Linked DNA regions of Homo sapiens: regions 1, 2, 4 and 5 are each linked to region 3. A link is a loop called in an ENCODE intact Hi-C map of the cell type or tissue named here. Cell type or tissue: endothelial cell of umbilical vein. All regions are shown on one strand.

Region 1 (4,000 bases), 83 kb before region 3:
TATGCATATGTACTATATATAATGACATGTGTCATATATATATACATATATACATGTAGTTTGTTTGTTTGTTTGTTTTGAGGCAGAGTTTCTCTCTTGTCGCCCAGGCTGGAGTGCAATGGCGCGATCTCGGCTCACTGTGACCTCCGCCTCCTGGGTTCAAGCGATTCTCCTGCCTCAGCCTCCCGAGTAGCTGGGGTTACATGCGCATGCCGCCATGCCCAGCTAATTTTTTAATTTTTAGTAGAGACGGTGTTTCACCACATTGGCCAGGCTGGTCTGGAACTCCTGACCTCAGGTGATCCACCCACCACAGCCTCCCAAAGTGCTGGGATTATAGGCATGAGCCACTGTGTCCAGGCTTCATATATATTATTATATCATTGTGTCATTATATCACTAGCACTTGTTTAAAATGTGCTGTATTTTGTCACCATTGGCTGTTCCACTTCCATGGAAAGCTGAGGGATTGGGGCAAGGGCTGAATTTCCACTCTGTTTCCTCTTGGGCAACAAGATCCTTGCTGTCTGGGAGTTGCCCCTAGCTTCATGTAGGACCAACATCCTTTATATTGACTACTGAAGCCTAAAGCCCTAAGAATTATTTACCTTTAAGCATGTGCTATTTTGGTTTGGTAGATCAAGTGAAACTATTCAGAGTATACATGCCAACTGAAAAAAAAATCTTTTTATTTTTTCCTTTTTTTTGTTTTTTTTTTTTTTGTTTTTTTGAGACAGAGTCTCACTCTGTCACCCAGGCTGAAGTGCAATGGCCCAATCTTAGCTCACTTGCAACCTCTGCCTCCCACATTCAAGCGATTCTTGTGCCTCAACCTCTGAGTAGCTGGCACTACAAGTGCAGCCACCATGCCAAGCTAATTTTTGTATTTTTAGTAGAGATGGGGTTTCGCCTTGTTGGCCAGGCTGGTCTCGAACTCCTGGGCTCAAGTGATCCTCCCACCTCAGCCTCTCAAAGTGCTAGGATTACAGACGTGAGCCACCACCTGTAATCCCAAAAATATCTTTCTTTATCTTTATGCTGGAATCCAATTTATGCTTGTTTATTTTCACAATCTTTGCTTTTGATTTTTTTAATGGCCTTCACCACAAACATCTCCTCCTTTCTTCACCCATCTTTAGTAGTATGAAGCTCTTGAAGGTTGAGCATTTTGCATCTGATGTAATGTCCACTTTTTCCCCAGAACATATTTCTATTTTTCAAAGCCTCAAATTACCATAGTAACTATCAAGAGTCCCTAAAATGTATGTTGCATTCTCTGGACTTAAACCTACTGCAGAGTCACCACAAATGCCCTGAGGATTGTGAAAGAGCTTCATCCTGGGCTGCAAGAAAAGCCGCCCACCCCCAAGTCATTCATTTCTTTCCATTTTAGTGTGTCTTGGGGGAGACTGAGTGACAGACCTGCAAGGATAACGGAATCATCAGTAGAGACTCTGGTTATTGCAGACAGGGAGTGACTGTCCAGTGGCCGCCTGTGCCCAGTCACTGGTGCAGGAGAAAGAAGAGGAAGTACAGAAAAACGGAACAGGAAACAGATGGGAGACATGATCTCTCCAAACTCCAAAACTTCTGAAAAACTTCAGACCAGCCTGGTTGCTTGAAGATTAAGACAACACTGAGATCTGTGCATTGACCGAAGAAAGGCCATCGGAAGCAGGCCTCAGCAAGGAGCCATGTCACGTGGATGCCAAATCCCAGGGGCTGCAGTTCTGCAATACCCAAGGGAAGTGAGAAAGCAAGACAATCACTGAGTCCATCTGGACTGAGATGCCGACCAAAGATTGCACATTTTCGCAATGGTCGCCTTCACCCCAGCATCACGTTGACAGCCAGAATCTCTGCAGACGTGTGATTTGGGGTTAAGAATGCTTGTTTTGAGGCCAGGCGCCGTGGCTCACACCTGTAATCCCAGCACTTTGGGAGGCTGGGGCGGGCGGATCATGAGGTCAAGAGATGAAGACCATCCTTGTCCTTAATTATTAATAATTAAATTATTAAGGCCTGTCCTTAATAATTTCATCCTGGCCAACATGGTGAAACCCCGACTCTACTAAAAATACAAAAATTAGCTGGGTGTAGTGGTGTGCGCCTTTAGTCCCAGCTACTCAGGAGGCTGAGGCAGGAGAACTGCTTGAACCCGGGAGGTGGAGGTTGCAGTGAACCGAGATCACGCCACTGCACTCCAGCCTGGCGACAGGACTAGACCCCATCTCAAAAAATAAAATAAAATAAAAAAAGAGTGCTTATTTCTTCCCTTAAACTTAAGAGATATTTATTTACTGAAAATTAAAGCCCGTAATGGTGACCAGAGGGAAAGGACCCAAGTCTTCCTCACCTGCAGCCTTTAGGGCTCACACAAGGGAAGGAAGGGGACAGAACCTGGAGTTAATGTGTTGAGGCCATTTTCAATGACTCCAGTGCAGAAAAATATCAAGGATCTAAAGGGCTTCATTAAAATTCACCCCAAGGCTAGGTGTGGCTGTAATCCCAGCACTTTGGGAGACGGAGGCAGGAGGCTTCTTTGAGTCTTTGAGCCGGAGTTTGAGATCAGCCTAGGCAACGTAGGGAGACACCTTGTCTCTAAAAACATAAAATAAACTTAAATTACAAAATTCATCCCAAGGTGCAATTATTTATCGAAGATGATTCTTACATCCAAAGTTGAGAGCTCTGGGAGAAACTTTCCAGGTGGGAATGAACATCCAGGCTTCCATGTTCCCTTTCTTCACTGGTTTGGCAAGTGGTTTGGGGTGGTGGGGCTGGAGGGGTAGGAGAGGGTCTCTCCCTAACAACCAGAGAGTTTAACCTGCTTCCTGAGGAGATGCTAAAATCTGACAACCCAGCTGACCTCCTCCTAACAAAGCCTGATAGCAAAACCATCCAAAAATTCCAGACACCCCTCCCCCTTCACAGCAACTGCATTTCACTTGTGACCCGGCTCAGCCTGTGGTCAGGAAAGAGCCTTTGAACACATCTCCAGAGCTGCAGCGATTAGAAGGGCTTTGATTACCCGGCTCAGCTGGCCCTCTCTTCTCGCGATTACTCCCCTCCCTTCCCCCCAGCCCCCTTCTCTCCCCTCCTCACCCCGGTAGCCCAGGCCAGGGCTTTTTTTTTTTTTTTTAAGCAACTCATTTTTTTTCTCTCTCTCTCTTTTCATTTTCCTATAGCATCCTAAACCTCAAGATGTGGTTAACACTAATCCTGATTTATTTAGGATTTATCTGCATTATTAATTCCAATCACGTGAGAAAAAAAAAAAGAAAGAAAAATGCTACAGGCCCCTAGTTTGTATACAAAGTTTGGGTGTTTGTGAAAAGAGCCAGCAATCCCTAAGAAACATATTTTCTTTAGTTATCATTTAAATCTAAACAACTTTCTTTTCTACTCTGAAAATGTTCCTTGAAATGGGCCCTGTCCTTAATAATTTCATTTATTATTATTTCTCCCTCAGTCAATATCCTTTGAAGCTACTTCCTGCATTAATCTGGACTTAATATGGATTTAAACATTGACAATGGAAAATAATTTGGGTTAAAAATAATCTTCCTTGATAAAGCTAGAAAACTCCCCACAACTGTCACCGTCTCTGACAGCTGGGAATAGAATGCGATTCTTGAATCTGCATATTGAAGATGAGGAAAAGCAGAACTAACAGGCTGTATATTATATTTTTTATTTGTCAGCTGTTATGACTGACTGGAGTTGAGTGATATCCAGGGTCTTGACTTGTTGTTTGAATGAATTCATCATCGTTCGGGACATATGAGCAGTTATTTGGTGCCTGGGATGTACTGAAAATATCTTGTTGGAGTGAGGGAAATGTCTTAGGGATGGAAGCTTGCGTGTCTCCTCCACAGAGTGGCTTCTCAGTAACTGATAGGGCCCAGAGGTTCCAAACCCCCTTCCCAGCTCTCTTCTCCGCCCCTCTCCTTTTCTGTTTTTTTCTGTGTGGGTGGGGTGGGGGTGGGTCTTTTCTTTC
Region 2 (4,000 bases), 830 kb after region 3:
CCTCTTTTTATTTCTTCTGCATTTGATTTTGAGCACACGTTTAATTGTTTTTGAGGGTTTGTGTTTCAGCCTCAGCTGGACATGCAGAATAGGCTCTAGACAGTCTCAGAATTTCATTATGACCAAGGAACCACTATTCTATAAACACTGAAAATTGGAAATTATCTCTAGAGCTGTTTGTTAACGAAGTCGAAGGCTAACCTTTAGGGCTCATTAAAATTCCACTGATGAAAACTCTCGTGCAGGTCAGTCCCTCTTTCAGGAATCTATCCCTGTGTTACGAGTGCTGGTGTGCGGAAATCAGTCTGGACCCTCCCCTTTGCCCTCCCCTTTAATCTCTTGGTCTGGTTTAGGCAGAGATCTTTAAAGCTTATAGATTCTCTTTCTCCCTACTCAGAGTATGTGTTGTGAATCCAAACAAACATGAGTAGGTCTCTGAATGTGTAACTGTGACTGAGCCACTTGGACTGGCAGTCCTGCTGAATCTCCCTTCCTCCATCAATAAAGGAACAGAGTTATTGATACTGGGGATAATTAAGAGGGGCAAAAAGAGGGGTACATTTTCTGTACCTGACAGTAGAAATAAACATGGAGGCAGAGGCAAGAAATGACAAATCTCCAATTTACACCAGTATACAAGTACACTGCACAATTGGTGGAATGCAATGAGTTGTTTTAATGAATCTATTTGCAAATGACAGTTAAAATACAGCCATTCTTTTCCAGAGATCCCTGCATGGTGACAGTGGCCACTCTCCTGTCCTGCTGGCAGATGAAACCTCCCAAATCCTCCCAAAGTGCTGCAGCATCCACGTGCAGAAGGGTATTTGCATTCACTTGGTGCCTCATTGTAAGGAAGGACACCATTGACAGCACATAACATCACTATTATTATTGCTAAACAGATGGAAAATAATTGTTTATGGAATTTGTGTTTTAATCGCATTAATGTCTTTGGCAGGAAGATCCACCTAAGTACACAATTCAAAGCCTGCCTTTGATCTGGGCCCCTTGGGGGCATTTTCCATGACTGATAAAATGCTCCTCTGAGTTCATAGGCAAATGATGAAAATGATAAAAAGACAAAAGTCAGGCACCAACCTCCCATTTGGATATTTTGTCTCCTTGGAGAATCACAAGCTCACCAGGCTTGCAGTCATGCTGACGATACAACACATCTCACCCTGTTATACCCACCCAGGGCTCAATATGAACGCCTTCGTCGCTCTCCTCCCTTCTTTTCCAGTTCCCTCCTCCCCTTTGCACACAAACACACACATGCTTGATGCAAGAATTCATGTGCTCTCTCTTTTCAAAGATTCTTACTGCCTTTTTATATGGGCCAGTTTAGATGCTTATAAAGTATTTCTCAATAATAGCCCTTACACATATTTTCCCCTTTCATCCATCACGCATTTCTTGGTTAGCATTATATTGTGACAAGATAGAAATCAAAAGCATTGCTTTTAATGAAAATGAACGTTCTAGTTCGGAAACAGTTTGTCTTCTAAATATTCTGCCATAAATCAGGCTGAGTGCAGTGTAATCAAGACCAAACCCTGAAAACTTGACAATTTCCCTCTTACCAAGACCCAAAGGACAGAAGCTAATGTAGAAATTTTGATAGCTAGTGAAAAAGAAAAGGTTCTATAGATTTTTGTCTCACAAGCACAATCCCCATCTTTTCTTCTCCTGAGAAGGTTAATTAGATACTTTCCTTTACTCTTAGAATAAAGAGAACTAAGGAGGTTTTAAATTCATAAATGTATTTTTTTGTTTATTTGTTTGGTGTATTTTTCCCTCTCATTCTTTCTCCTCTGCAGAACACAACTAGTAAATGATTGGATCTTTGACAGAACAAAGGTATTTTTGATGGGCTCTGTAATCTAGTGCGCTAATGCGCCCAGTCCCCTCATTGTCTTGCTGTCTGATCCCATCCCTTCTGCCAGACAGTCACTGCGGGATGAGTCACTTTTAATGTCTGATAATCAAGGTGAATTTTCAAAAAGCTGCCATTTTGGAATTATGCACTATATCACGGTGTCAGGGAGGAGAAGAGAAGGAAGGATGAAGGGAAGGCTAAGATAGACACCTACTGCACATTGAGAGAACTGCAGGACACAACCAGCACCGTGCCAGACAAGATGTGTCCGGAGGGTCCAAGTCGATCAAGGCATACATAATGAGAAGGAGACTATGTTAATTATAAATTAAAAATAACTTCTATGATAATGAAGATTATATGCACAGGAGGAAATGTCTTAGTTAAAACAGACTGGAGGGATGCAATTAAACACCAGCCATTTGGGGGTATGAATTCTGTACCTACTGAATATATTGTGGTCCATTAAATAACCTAATACAAACTTACATTTGAAAAAGAATAGAAGTGAACTGTGGCTGTCTCCATGGATGCTGAATTGTCTGCCATCCTTATTTAAAGCAACACAAGCGAAGGGATGTTACTTAGTAGATGAAAACAGCCTTCCTTCAACTAGGGAGACTGGTTATTTCTGGAATCATTTAAAGAACTGAACCCACCCCCATGAAGTAGAGAGGGAGATACTGGAAACCCTCGGTAAACAAAGGCCAATCAAATATTCTTGCAAGGCTTTGGCTGTTCAAATATATGGCAGTCAGTGTCTTCTCTAAGGTAATTAACTGAACCCACTGTTAGGTATGATGGCTTTGAAATTTTTTTAATTATTGGCATTATATTAAATAGTAGGGTAGCTGAAGGAAAATGACATAATATGAGAATAGCCTGCTACTTTTGTTTATTATTCAGAGAAGTGAACACCTATAAATAGAACCAGGATGTTTTGACTAGGGAAATGCTATCCTCATTACAGCTGGGAGATGCTGGAGTGATTTAAAGCCAAAGCTTCAAAGCTTTGTCCTGCTGTATAAAAGCATGAGGGTTTTCATGGCTGTTTCAGTGGTCGGTGAGAGCCTGCAGGTGCTTTATCTGTCCTGGAGGAGGGAGGAGAGCCATTTCTGAGAGTGCTATTTTGTAACCATGATGAGTACTTACATATTCCTCCAAGAGGTATTTAAATACCTACATATCTTCTTTAACATAAGTTATGTTTACAGATTATTACACCTTCATATTGTCTACCAAGGTTAAGTAGTCCCTCCTCCCCTTAACCCCCTCCACCTGCACCTTTGCCACTCTCTCTCTCTCTCTCTTGCACGCTCTCCCTGTCTCTCTCTCTCTCTCTCTCACACACACACCACCCAACACACAATTGCAAAATAAGGAAAGATAACAGAGTTACTGTGTTACTACTGTCATATTTACATATAAAAAGATTCAAAATATGAAGAATATTTGAGATGGAAAGGACCCCTTAGAGATCTTTTGGTACAGCCCTAATTGTACTGACATAACAGAGAAGTGACTTGTCCTAGGACACTCAGCCGGAGAACAGCAGATGCCAGGCTGGCATGCTTTCTGCCACAGCATGCTGTCTTCCCATTAAAAGAATTAAGCCTCTACAGCTTGGCTGCACCATGATTCAAGCACAGATGTCACAATGAAAAAATAAAAACCTAAGGAAGAGATAAGAATCATATGCACTTTCAACCATGATACAAAGGAATAAAATAGAATATGGTATGAAATTAAGGAAACCAAAATGCTAACGAACATCTATCTTAACAAAATGATCTGCCTAGTCAGGAATTCTATTAGAAGGCAGAATTGTCCTACTTTTAGTAGAGACGTTTGGAATTAGCCAAGAAAGCAAGCGCTGCTTGCAAAAATCACAATGCTTTATTTCTGTCTATATATTTTCATCTGAAACATTAGAATAATTTGGTCATATTCAAGTATGTAGTCGTTGAGATTCTGACTAAGCTCTGCAAACTAGTAACCATGTTAAGTTACTAGAAAGAAACCAGCATTTCCTTTTATTCCTGTAGAATCTAGGTCTTTAGCAGGTACAGCCTCCTTGTTCTCTGCGCCACAGTCTACCTGATATGACCTGTTAGGTAT
Region 3 (4,000 bases):
CCAGGTGTTGGAGGCTGCAATGAGTTATGATCATGCCACTGCACTCCAGCCTGGGTGACAAAGCAAGATTCTGTCTCTAAAAACAAAGAAATAGGAATGAACCCAAACACTGAAGGCAGGTACTATATTAACATTCAGAGTCCCACCTCTAGGTCTTAGTAGGGTCTTCCAATAGGATCCTATATTTTTGATTTTCCTTTTTTTTTTTTTTTTTTGAGACGGAGTTTCACTCTTGTTGCTCAGGCTGAAGTGCAATGGCACGATCTCGGCTCACTGCAACTTCCACCCCCTGGGTTCAAGCGAGTCTCCTGCCTCAGCCTCCTGAGTAGCTGGGATTACAGGCGCCCCCACCACGCCTGGCTAAATTTTGCATTTTTAGTAGCAATGGCGTTTCACTGTGTTGGCCAGGCTGGTCTTGAACTCCTGACCTCCAGTGATCCACCTTCCTCCCAAAGTGTTGGGATTAAAGGCGTGAGCCACCCCACCTGGCCTACATTTCTGATTTTCTATCCAACCCAGTGGTGAACATACCCATCGAAGTACTCATGCCCTCCAGGTAGAATCCCACCTTTCTGAGTGCTGGGGATTATGAATTTACCCCTAAGTAATGACTACTTAATTGTCTCACTCTCATGTGACCCTTCATATCTTCTTCCATGTCCCACTTCCAAGCTAAAAGGGGTATCATCCCACTCAGAACAGCCTAGGGTGGGAGGTGGAAGCAATGGGGCCCATCAGTGTCTGCCTTGTGCCCCTTGGCCTGAGACAGCTGTTCCCTTTGATTCCCAGTGGTGTCACCCTGTGGCCTCACTACCTTGCTGTCCGCTTTCAAAGCAGTTTCCAGGCACACCCTATCTCCACCTTTCTGTGAGAATAAATAAACACTTTGAGGCTCCCATGTCTTTATTAAACATTTCCTCTAAACTGCATGCTCTGGCTCTGTGCCCACGTGCACCAAGAAAGCTGCCCAGGAGCAGCCAAACCCCAGAGCCCTGCCTGCTGGTTCTTCCTATAAATAGGCCTTTGAACAGGCAGGAGGCACCTGCATGGACTGCCACTCCTCCCCTCCTCTCTGCATCCTGGCTTTCCCAGCTCCCCGGGTCTCAGGCTGGGAGGATGCTGAGCAGCCTCCCCAGCCCCTGATAGAATGAGCAGCAGTATCGGCGGCGGCGGCGGCGGCGGCAGCAGCAGCAGCAGCAGCAGAGAAAAGACCAGGAGCGAGTTGCACGTGCTCCCTCCCTCCCTCCCTCCGCTCAAGGCCAGGAGCTGCTGGGACCTGTGGTCTGGCAGTGGGGAAGGCAGGGGAGCCTGGTCAGCAGCAGGGTGGGAAAACGTGGAATGGAGACTAGAAGAAGAGAAGCTGTACATAAATAAAGAAAGAAAGCATGTTTGACCAAACCCCCAACACCGAAATCTCGAAGCTCAGTGGAGCAGGAAATTGAATGGCTGGACTCCGCAGCCTTGCCTGGCCCTCCTCCCCCTACCCCTGGCCCAGAAGACTTTTTAGGCCTCCAGACTTTTTTTTTTTTTTTTAATTTAGAAATCTCAAATCTAGAGAGAAAGAGGAAAGGTGTTTTTAAAAGAGTGAGGGCTCAATGGCCACAGATCTGAAAAAACTGAAAAGCGGGGGGCGGGGGGGAGGGTTGGGGGGCGGGGTAGGGGAGGGAGAAAGAAAAGGGCACCCAGATGTGTGTGTGTGTGTGTGTGTGTGTGTGTGTGTGCGCGCGCGCGCGCGCGCGCGCGCAAGACGGTCTAGGAACCAGCCCGCAAGGGGAAAAGAAAACAAAGGAAAGTGTGACATGAGAAAGACAGAGAAATAAGTGGTGGAAGGCGTGAGTGGTGGGGGAGGGGACCGGGCGCTGGAGAGAGGCAGAGAGGATGGATACCGGAATGCAGGCGGCCTGGGGAGGGAGGGAGGCTCACATGTGCGAGAGAGAGAGAGAGAGAGACAATGATGTCAGCATTTCCTTCTGGATTGGTCACGTGGTCCTTGCCAGGTAAACAGACTGGAAATAGACTCCATAAAGGCAGTGCCTGCCGAGGGAGGGCGGGAGACGAATCCCGCTTCACCCTTTCCTCTCTGCTGCGTCCTCGGCAAGCAGGTTTTCACGTCTGCGACAAGGTGGTCTCAGAGTGGAATTGCATTCTTACAAGTCAAGGAATATGATTCGGAGAGGAAAAGCTATTCGCTTTTATAATTAGCTCAAGGGGTTTGGAAACATTTTGATTAAAAAAAAATAATAGAGGTGGGGACAAATGTGAATCTAAGCTCAGATGCTATGAGTGTCTTGGGCCAGGGATAGCTTATCTTTGTGTCTTCTTTGGAAGGGGCTCAGATGGATCTAGATTAAGGATGAATTGCACGGCCGCAGTTTAGAGTGAAAGGATCAGATGCAATAATTATCAACATTAGGAAACAGAAAATGCTAACAGATTCAATGAGAATACATTAAAAGAGTTTGATACAGTTCAGTGTGTGACCCTGGTGCCCCAGGAAGGAATGGAGACCCCACAACAGAAAAGAAGTTGAAAAAAGGTACAATGACTTTCAAGCAGTGTTCTTTAAAAATGGTATGAAAGGATTCTCAAGCAAAACATGGCAGGAGTTCGGGGCACTTTAAAATGGGAAAGGGACCTCTGGAAACTTTATCTGAAAGCAAACTGAATGAAGCAGGTAATTTTTCCACCTGGAAAGCTCTAGAATCCAAAATGGTAGTGGGAGGAAGAAGTGTATGGATCTTTCTTCAAATGCCTGGAAATAAGGCTTTTGCGTCCATGATGAAATATCTCATTTAGATCACTCTTCGAACAATTTTGGATTGACAGGATATACCATTATGACCAGTTATTTTCTGACCGGGTGGAAATTTGGCCAAAGCCCGTGGGAAGTGGAGTGACCAACTCAGTTTTTCAGAAATGAGTGGGTTCCTAAGATGCAGTTTTAAATGTGGGACAGTCTTAGGTAAACTGGGACCAGTTGGTCACCTTAGTGGGAAGCTAGGAGTCCTAGTCTAGTCTTCATGAATATAATGAGACAATTCACCCCTTCCCCTTCTCTACCCACCAAAAAATAAAACAAAACCACCTTTCATTCTGTTTTTCTCTCATTTCTTATTCTCTCCCTCATTTCTTTTGCTTAATCTTCCCTGATCAGTTTATAGCACTGCATGGCTAATTTGGGTGTGCACGATTCTGTAGACGGACACGTGAGCTGGCAGAATATAGCTAAACTGAACAGTTGGCTTTAGTTGCACCTGGGAAAAAGGAGGGGAAAAAACAAGTGTGCATCATTGCTTCTTCTTTTGCTTCCCCCCTGCCACCCGCTTAACATCCCTTATTGGGGGAGAGGGTGAGAGGCCAGTCAGTATGCACAAGTGTACTTTCAGCCCTCGGGTTAAAAGACAGATATTTGATACCCCTCTCTGTTAACAAAATACGTCACTCTCAAGACTCCCAGCCCAGAGTTATTTTTGCAGCATTATGTAATTGGATTGCCTAGTCAGAAGTACTTCCTTAACAAGGCTTTCAGCAACCTCTCCGTGTGGGCCTGGCCAGTCCTGCCCAGTTACACACACTCATACTTGGGCAGCATCAGTCAGAGTCAACCCAGCCGAGCACGGCGAGGAGTGATCAGCCCATACCACTGGACTGACCACCCTTCCCCCTTGTGCAGTTGCGCCCAAAGGGGTGGTCAGTACCCGCAGTGCGCATGGAGGCCAGAGTTGGTGGACGACCATCAGGTGGCCAAACCTCAATATTGGCAAAGCAGGCATCATCTTTGTTTCAAGGGAGCTGTGGAGCTGCCCCACCCACAGCCTTCCCTACCTTAGGGCCTGCAAGTGGAGCACTCAAGTGACCAGGAGTTCCCAAGGGGCCTGCCTTTGGATGTCTGTCTCTGCCTGCTCTTATTCCCTGTCTACTGGATTTCCTCATATTTTTTCATGAGCAGTTGGTCATCTGATCATCCCTTCCTGTTAGCCCTGCTGACTCACAGAAGTAA
Region 4 (4,000 bases), 240 kb after region 3:
GGAAATTTTCTGGGACTGGGGTATCATCCCCTTAACTGAAGCTGTCCTAGGAAGCTTTCCCCTTTAGAAGGTATTTATCTGCTGGAATTCTTGCACTTCAGGGCTCTGCACTTAGTCAGGAAGCCTGAGTGATGAGCAGGCTGGATTTTGCCAGGCACTAGTAAGTAAGTGCTATCTGGGAGAAGCAGTTGTAAAAAGGAGGTGGTGATGGAAAGAGTTTTGTTTTGTTTTGTTTTTGAGACAGGGTCTCACTCTGTTGCCCAGGCTAGAGTGCAGTGATGCAGTCATGGCTCACTGCAGCCTCAACTGCCTGGGCTCAAGTAATCCTCCCACCTCAGCCTCCCAAGTTAGCTACGACTACAAGCATGTGCCATCACACCCAGCTAATTTTTGCATTTTTTGTAGAGATGGAGTCTCACTCTCTTGCCCAGGTTGGTCTCAAACTCCTGAGTTCAAGCAATCCACCTACCTCGGCCTCTCAAAGTGCTGGGATTTACAGACATGAGCCACCATGCCCAGCCAAAGAGGTTTTTTAAAGGCCTTCAGTCACTGTTGAACATGGAAATGAAAGGCAGAAGGGACCCTAGGAAGACACTGCAGTTTTCCAGTATTTGCTTTTATTTCCCTAACTCTTTAACATGAAAACACACACAGGAGGGGGTGCTCCAGTTTGAGGCTACTGTGGGCTTCCGTATGGGTTTTAGAGACACCTTCTCTGGTGTCTTCTAAAACACAGAGCTGTCTGGGAGGCATTGGGCCTGCTACCTCCTGCCCAGAACCAGGGCGGGACTAGGGGAGTGGGGATGACCTTCTCTCCCAGGTCCTGGCCACGCCCTTGGGAAAGCATTCCTGGTGTGCTCTGGTTGGGATTGGAAATACCATTAAATGCTTGAAGGAGAAGATGGTTTTGATTTGTCTGTTTCAGCCTTAAAAATGGCACAGTGGCTGTTATGTGTCTTGGTCTCTTTTTCTGTAGGAAAGACAGGATTTTCCAGATAAAACCGATCATCAGTCCATCAGGTCTTCACTTGTTCCCACCATCTGTCAGTAGCTAATATTATAGGGGAAAAAAATCTGCAGCCTCTGTAATAATGACCCAGCCAGTTACCAGTGACTTCGCAGAAGAGGGGGGAATGCAATCCATGATCTGTGGGGGGAAAAGCAAAAAACCTCCCCTCCATTCTCCAGCACGTGTGTATCAAATCTACATTCCTAAAGAGAACAAGGGCTAGATAACAGCCCTAGGAGCTTAGCGTGTGGACGCAGATCTCTGTTTCAAAGCGGGATGCTATTTTGCCCCTGGTTCCCACGTGTTTCCAGGGCCGGGAGACCAAGCCCTTCCCCAGGCCTGGCTCTTGGTAAGCAGCTTGCTTTATGCTTTCGGAACCAATAAAACACACCCTGCCTGCAAAGCATCGTGGGCCTGAGCTGTCCAGACAAATTTTCAGTTTGCATCTCTGTTTTTTAATCATTTCTCTACCTTTATTGGTATTCAGAGCTCACAGTTTTCCGGTTACTGTCAGCCTGGGCTTTCATCCATTTTAAAGAGCTATTTTTCCTCTTGCTGTTGATGATGATGGTATAAAGACAGATGGTGTAACTGCTTATGAATGTCCTATTTTATTTCTCCAGGACCAGACAGTTCACTTGAAGACATATATTATTTCCACATGCTCAGGTTAGGCGGTCCAGACTCCTCTGCCTCCTGCAGCCAGCTGCCCTTCCGGGCCTCGCCATGCGGAGGGCGACACCTGTAGGTCCTGGATGGAACTGCAGGGATGAGCTGGCTGGGCTGAATGGGACCTGCTTTTTAGGTGGGGGTGGGGGACTGAGGACACTGATCCCCTTGAAAGGGAGCTGGCTTATCCAGGATTTTCGTAATCATTTCTTCTTCTACCACGCATAGAACAGCCTTTTAGTGAATGAATCACAAATGATAATATTAAACCTAGGAACTCAAGAAGAGGACTTGATTTGTAAATCTTTTTAAAAAAAGAGATAAGCAAAATAAGTTCTTGAAATAACCTCTTTCGTTGATCCTCTCATCGGAACTCAGCTGCCTTCATTTTCTGCTTGCAGTAGGGCAGGGAGGGAAGAAAGCAAAAGCCCAAGTGGGCTCACAGAATGAGAGCTCCAGGAATATTCACAAAGCAACATGCAGTTTCCATGCTTGATGCATCAATGATCTGCTTATACATTACAGTCTCTAGTTTCTCAACAGATTTGTTTGGTAAGGCTCAAAGAATTGGGGTCAGTGTTGGGTGACTGTGAGTTTTTAGTGCTCTGCTGTGATAGCTGCAGGCTGTATAATGTGCTGGCTTGGAGATGGCCCCCCAGTGGGTAAATCCCTTCCCATGTCTGCTGAGCAGCACCTTCAGACACTGCACATCACCATCTCAGGGTGTTCTGTAGTTTGTAGGTATCAGACTGTCTTCATCTAAGGTGGTCATATGTATGCACTAGAGATGAGAGGCCATTGAGCCATCTCTTTGCCTAATCAAATTTGATTATCCCATTTATGCTGGAGATTGCAAATTTTTTGTGTGTGAAAAATCAGACCTTGGCGATGACCTTGGGCAGTAGGATATAAATAACTCCTACAAGCTTAGTGTTCCAATAATGGAACAATAGGCATAAATGTATCAACACTACAGATATTTTGTATCACAGCATGTATTGGGACAAATAAGGGTCCTTTAAGGGACCTAGCTCATCTGGGTAGACCGAATGCAATAATATTCATTGACCGCACGCTGGTATCACCATTCAAAGATGAATTTTATCATTATAGTGTTGAACAATTTTATTGAAATCCTAAAAATGTGCACAGAACGTCCCACCTGGACATAATGAAGATAGTTCCTGTGTCACGCTGTGTAATTTGTTATTACTCTACTGACACCTATACATGTTTACTCTACTAAATGATGTATGGTGTCAATGTGGGGCTCTATATCTGATTGACTTCAAGCTGTGGTTGCCTGATTTTTCTCTGTTTGAACTAAGGGTAGGGTAGGGAAACTTGATGTTGACTTTATTGTGCAGTGAGACAAAGAAGGAGACAGAGAAATTATATGTGGAATCCTGAGTTGGAGATGAAAATAAACAGTACCGTATTTCACCTGTATTCCCAGTGACTGCCTCATAAACTCCCTCTTGGTGGTAAGGAAGAAAGAACGTTCCGTGACACTAGTTCAGTTTTCCAGACCTTGGACCTCCATCATCTCTTGAGTCAAGACAATCTGATTCTAAATAGACATCTTCTTCCTCAGTGTTTTAGAAACCCTTTGAGACCAATTTACTTTGTACTCCTGTTACTTCCTTCGTGAGATACATTTAGAGGCTGTTTTCTAGACAGTCAGAAGGCATGACATTTAGAAAAATGGAAAAGTAGCATTGGGGTAGAGGCTGTTTTCTAGAGGGTCAGAAGGCATGATACTTTAAAATACTGAAAAGTTGAATTGGGGTTGGACAGACCTCTGGCGGTGCTGGATAGAGGCCTGATCCAGTGTTCTAAGCCAGACCCAGTACTTCCTTGCTGGGGTCTGGTCTGCTGACAGATGTGGGCATCCTTGCCCTCACGCCTGTGTACCTGAGAAAATGTGCTCTTCACAGCCTCCTAATAATTTCATCTTTATTAAAATTATTTCACCTTGGTTTGTCCACTTTATTCATTCCCTTAGCCCACTCTTACTGAATGCATGTTTTGGATAATGTTTCGGAGGGCCAGGAAAGCAAGAGAGAAGTGTCTCCCCTTCTTTCCCTCAGCATCTAGAGTATCTTATTCTCTTCTTCCCCACTTGGCTGAACGACATTTGACTTCATAAGCAGCCTAGCGTTGGCAGCCGTCATTCTGCCTTCACTGTAGCACTGTGTACTGAACTGGAGAGAGGTTTCCTGCATTAGTTTTAAACCCGTAGTGAGTGAAGGATGGAATTGCTTCAAAAAGAAAGTGTACGACTCTGTTACAAATTTTTATCCCTTACTCTACAAATCTCAC
Region 5 (4,000 bases), 130 kb before region 3:
GTTACGCCCCATTCTACGAGGGACCAGCCACGTTGTCTACACAAACCGTCTTCTTCCTTTCTGATCATACGTTAGCAATCTTCTCCAGAATTTGATGGTATAGTTGAACCTGGACATCAGTTTCCAAAGTTTCCCCCCAATTCACAGATGACTCTAGAAATATACACCTGGAAGGTAAAACTCTCTGGTCTCAGCCTAATAGTCAAAGAGCTTTGTTTTGAACGGGACGTTCACAAAGTCGAGAGTCCCCGAGCTCACATTTGAATCTGTTTATTTCTTTTTCTTTTTCATTTAAAATGACATCCAATGTCATTGTTTTTGATGTTGATGGTTTGCTTTGAGAAGGCAGAACTGATTTTTTATAAAAAGGAGAGTCTGAAGTATTTGAATATAACAAGTAGGTTGGGGGAAAGAATCCAGTGCCGTTGGCTTTGCCTGGGAGAACTTGCTTCCCTCCTGCATCTGAGTGAAAGTCCCCTTTTGTTTCTGCCCTTCCCAATGATGACAGAAGCCCTTCGCTTCCAACATGTCCCTCTGGCATATTAAGGAAGTTTCTGTAGCGAGGATGAGCCACCAACTGAATCTGGAGGTCTAGATATAGGAAAAGGAAACCACAAAGATGTCACCCAAGAACTCATCTAAATGATGGGATTACATTTGCCTTTTGTGCCTCTTTGTTTTACATGCAGTTTCTGGCCTTTGTTTCTCGATAATCAACGAAAGCTAGAGAAGAACCCCAAGCTCTCACTTGAGTCTTAGAAATTCTACCGATTTATTTTGATTTATTACTATTAATCAGAATTATACCTTTCTGCATAAAATAAGCATTTTTTAGTTTATTTTCTTCTTCATAACACTGGTATGTCCAGCAATGGGGTTAAACTTCAAAAAAAAAAAAAAAAAGATACCAGCATGGAAGAGAATAAAGTAACCAATGGTATTCATGCAGTTAAAAGACTTACAGTCTTTGTGATAACGGTGACATGATTCTTCAAACACCAAATAAGGGGCTGGGCATGGTGGCTCACACCTGTAATCTTAACACTTTGGGAGCCTGAGGCGGGCGGATCACTAGGTCAGAAGATGGAGACCATCCTGGCTAACACAGTGAAACCCCACCTCTACTAAAAATACAAAAAATTAGCCGGTCATGGCAGCACGCGCCTGTAGTCCCAGCTACTCAGGAGGCTGAGGCAGGAGAATCACTTGAACCTGGGAGGCAGAGGTTGCAGTGAGCCGAGATCGTGCCACTGCACTCCAGCCTTGGCGACAGAGCAATACTCCATCTCAAAAAAAAAAAAAAAAAAAAAAAAAAAAAAACCACCAAATCAGATACTCTACTTATCTTCTTTTTCTTTACCGACACCCAAGTACATTTGGAACACTGACAAGAAGCATCTTTTATACCTGAAATAAAACAGGGTAATAACCATAAACTGAAAAGCACTGGGATTTGAACCAACGGCCAGCCCATTCCCAGCCCACTTAGTCTATGTCAAGTAAGGTTTGTGATAATGAATGAATGAGTTGTAATCATTGTTTTTTACCCTCAGGCTGTGTCTGCCTATAGTATGTAACATTAGAAATGAAGACATCTATCATGTTTAGTAGAAATACACATGATCAAATCCCAAAAAGAAAATACTTTTCTCTGAAATATCCAGATAAGTCATGGGGAAGTGGTTTAGGTGGTTTGAATTATCCGCTTAGTTGACTTTCCTCACCTCCTTGCATGAGCATATACAATCCAATTGCTTTATGTTTACTCATCATTTGCTACAATGTCTGGAGCAGGGTACTGAGATGAAAAATACAACAGACAACAGACATGGTACTTGGACCAATCACCATATCCACCTTGCTAGCTTGTCCTCTACTTCATGTGCTCATAGTAAATCCTTCCTAGTCACGCTCTCATGCCGTGGATATAGCAATACCCACCTCCTCCAACAATTCATCCATTGATGCCATTATCCATTGTTTATGACATTGTAACCACAGTAATGAATTGATATATCTTGATCTTTGAAATGCTTAGACAGGAGGCCACACATTATAAGAAAACAACAGTGTCAAGACTCAGTTCTATTCAGCAGGGGTTAGAAGTGGATATTGTGCAGAAAAATGCATTAAAGTTGAAGGGGGGGATTGTTTAACATGATGGTTTTAAAGACATAAACAATTATGGTGGGCAATAACTCCTTCCATCAGAAGATGGTAAAGACGCCCTACTTAGGCCAGGGTTGCTGGTGGTGTTCCAAGTCGTGCTACCAACAGGAAACACTAGGGGTCACCATGTCAATACCAGTGTCCCAGCTCCATGGCCCTCCAGAACGCCTACCATCAAGAGTCCTGGGCTCCCTGCTCATCCAAGGAATGCCACTTAGTGCCTTTCATGTGGCATGGGACCATTTGCAGTTATTTCAAGCATGGCTGAAATAGTGAGGTAGAGTCCTCTCAAAACCTCCTTCTGGTGAATGGTATTTTTTAAGTGCCACCTACACGTATGGGTCTATTATTTGGGCTAGATGTCATTATAAGGAGTGGACAGACCAGTCATTCAAATATGGCACATTTTCATTCCATAGCTACATGGGATTCCAACTCAGATGTTCTGCTAAAGCCAGATTCTCTCAAACCAGGAGAACACTTTTTTTTTTTTTCTGGCCAGGATGGACACTACTGTTGAGTGTTAAGCACAAAATTAATGTTTCCCTTGTCCTTTGTTTCTCAACTCTATGTTTTCAAGCCCCAGTTCAGAATTATTTTTCAGAGAAGAAATGTAAGCAGTTGTCTATGATCTACAAATATGGCGTCACTAGGCTGTATCGAAGTCCGTAGCCATCAGGATGGGAAATTGCTAACCCAAGTCCACAGGGAGCTCCCAAGCTCACTGTGATATGATTTCTGCGCACTCCTATTGCAGTCTTGAGGAAAATCTGGCCCTCCCCACCACCCCAAGGAGGAAGCTCTAGATATCCCATTCGGGGTAGAGCTTCTGAAGCTTGGGATTAATTAAAGCAGTTGAAGACCTGTGAAGAGCAATTAAACTGCACCAACCCCCACCCATCCCCCCTCCAAAAAAAAAAAAAAACTATTTCAAGAGAAACAGATGGCACTTGATAATAATGGTAAGATCACAGCCTAGATAAAGTACACTTCTAAGTCAAAATTAATTTTACAGCTTCTGGTGTTTTACACATTCTCTTTGTTTCTGTTTCATTAACTTACTGAGTACCTAATATGTACACGGCATGTGTGTTAGGCAATGAGGGAGATACAAAGATATACACGTATAAAGATGGTAACTAGTGGTTGCTACATTATCTTTCCTCTCTGCACCATTGGTGTAACTGCCTGACCCAAATCCATCTCTTCTGCAACCACCGCTTCTCTCCCACCTGTTCAGTCAGGCCCCTCACTCTCTCTAGCACTTCCTGCCGTTCCTGATTCCCCTTCACCAACCTTTACCTGTCCTATTTTTTTTGCTTTCTAGCCACTTAAATTGGATATAATAGTAAAGACACAGGCCAGGCGTGGTGGCTCACGCCTGTAATCCCAGCACTTTGAAAGGCCAAGGCAGATGGATCACAAGGTCAGGAATTCAGGACCAGCCTGGCCAATATGGTGAAACCCCGTCTCTACTAAAAATACAAAAACTAGCTGGGTGTGGTGGTGCATGCCTGTAGTCCCAGCTGCTCGGGAGGCTGAGGCAGAAGAATCACTTGAACCCAGGTGGCGGAGGTTGTAGTGAGCCCAGATCACACCACTGCAGTCCAGCCTGGGTGACAGAGCAAGACTCCATCTCAAAAAAAAAAAAAAAAAAAAAAATAGTAAAGACACAACCATATTTTGTAGTATTTCTGTATCTTCTCTGTACTTAATTTTCCAAACAGGTATTTGTTTCCCTAAGAAAAGAAAATGCAGATATTTGATTTTTTCGGAAAAAATCAGTTTTTCCTGTGGGTTATCAGCCCTTAATAGAAAAAACAAAGGGTCC

The links. A loop is a pair of places that touch in the nucleus more often than their neighbours do. Peaks named below come from ENCODE experiments on the same cell type or tissue, not always from the same donor. Only the 100,000 strongest peaks of a DNase experiment are listed, where the experiment ranks them.
Region 1: it touches region 3 in a loop (5-fold over the local background); 11 of 110 quality-filtered maps call a loop at or near these places.
Region 2: it touches region 3 in a loop (2.3-fold over the local background); 3 of 110 quality-filtered maps call a loop at or near these places.
Region 4: a loop joins it to region 3, with 3 times the contacts of the local background. A loop is called at or near these places in 37 of 110 quality-filtered maps.
Region 5: it touches region 3 in a loop (4-fold over the local background); 13 of 110 quality-filtered maps call a loop at or near these places.

Annotation. Positions count from the first base shown.
Region 1 is chr16:73,151,903-73,155,902 of GRCh38, reverse strand. It overlaps a transcript of ZFHX3 not described here. Among named protein-coding and RNA genes, the nearest start is that of HCCAT5, 62 kb to the right of the region's middle. RefSeq lists an enhancer at 2,695-3,218. In endothelial cell of umbilical vein, no CTCF peak of the experiment used is centred here; a DNase peak (open chromatin) is centred at 1,582; H3K27ac peaks cover 560 bases.
Region 2 is chr16:72,240,140-72,244,139 of GRCh38, reverse strand. It overlaps a transcript of PMFBP1 not described here. Among named protein-coding and RNA genes, the nearest start is that of PMFBP1, 70 kb to the right of the region's middle. In endothelial cell of umbilical vein, a CTCF peak has its summit at 2,092; a DNase peak (open chromatin) is centred at 2,059.
Region 3 is chr16:73,068,660-73,072,659 of GRCh38, reverse strand. It overlaps a transcript of ZFHX3 not described here. Among named protein-coding and RNA genes, the nearest start is that of HCCAT5, 22 kb to the left of the region's middle. In endothelial cell of umbilical vein, no CTCF peak of the experiment used is centred here; DNase peaks (open chromatin) are centred at 1,189, 1,919, 3,479 and 3,979; H3K4me3 peaks cover 299 bases; H3K27ac peaks cover 2,607 bases.
Region 4 is chr16:72,830,485-72,834,484 of GRCh38, reverse strand. All of the region lies in intron 4 of ZFHX3 (zinc finger homeobox 3), which reads left to right. Among named protein-coding and RNA genes, the nearest start is that of ZFHX3-AS1, 170 kb to the right of the region's middle. RefSeq lists an enhancer at 1,198-1,367. In endothelial cell of umbilical vein, a CTCF peak has its summit at 1,754; a DNase peak (open chromatin) is centred at 1,754.
Region 5 is chr16:73,195,245-73,199,244 of GRCh38, reverse strand. It overlaps a transcript of ZFHX3 not described here. Among named protein-coding and RNA genes, the nearest start is that of ZFHX3-AS3, 36 kb to the left of the region's middle. RefSeq lists an enhancer at 2,079-2,580. In endothelial cell of umbilical vein, a CTCF peak has its summit at 2,275 (motif pointing right); a DNase peak (open chromatin) is centred at 2,284.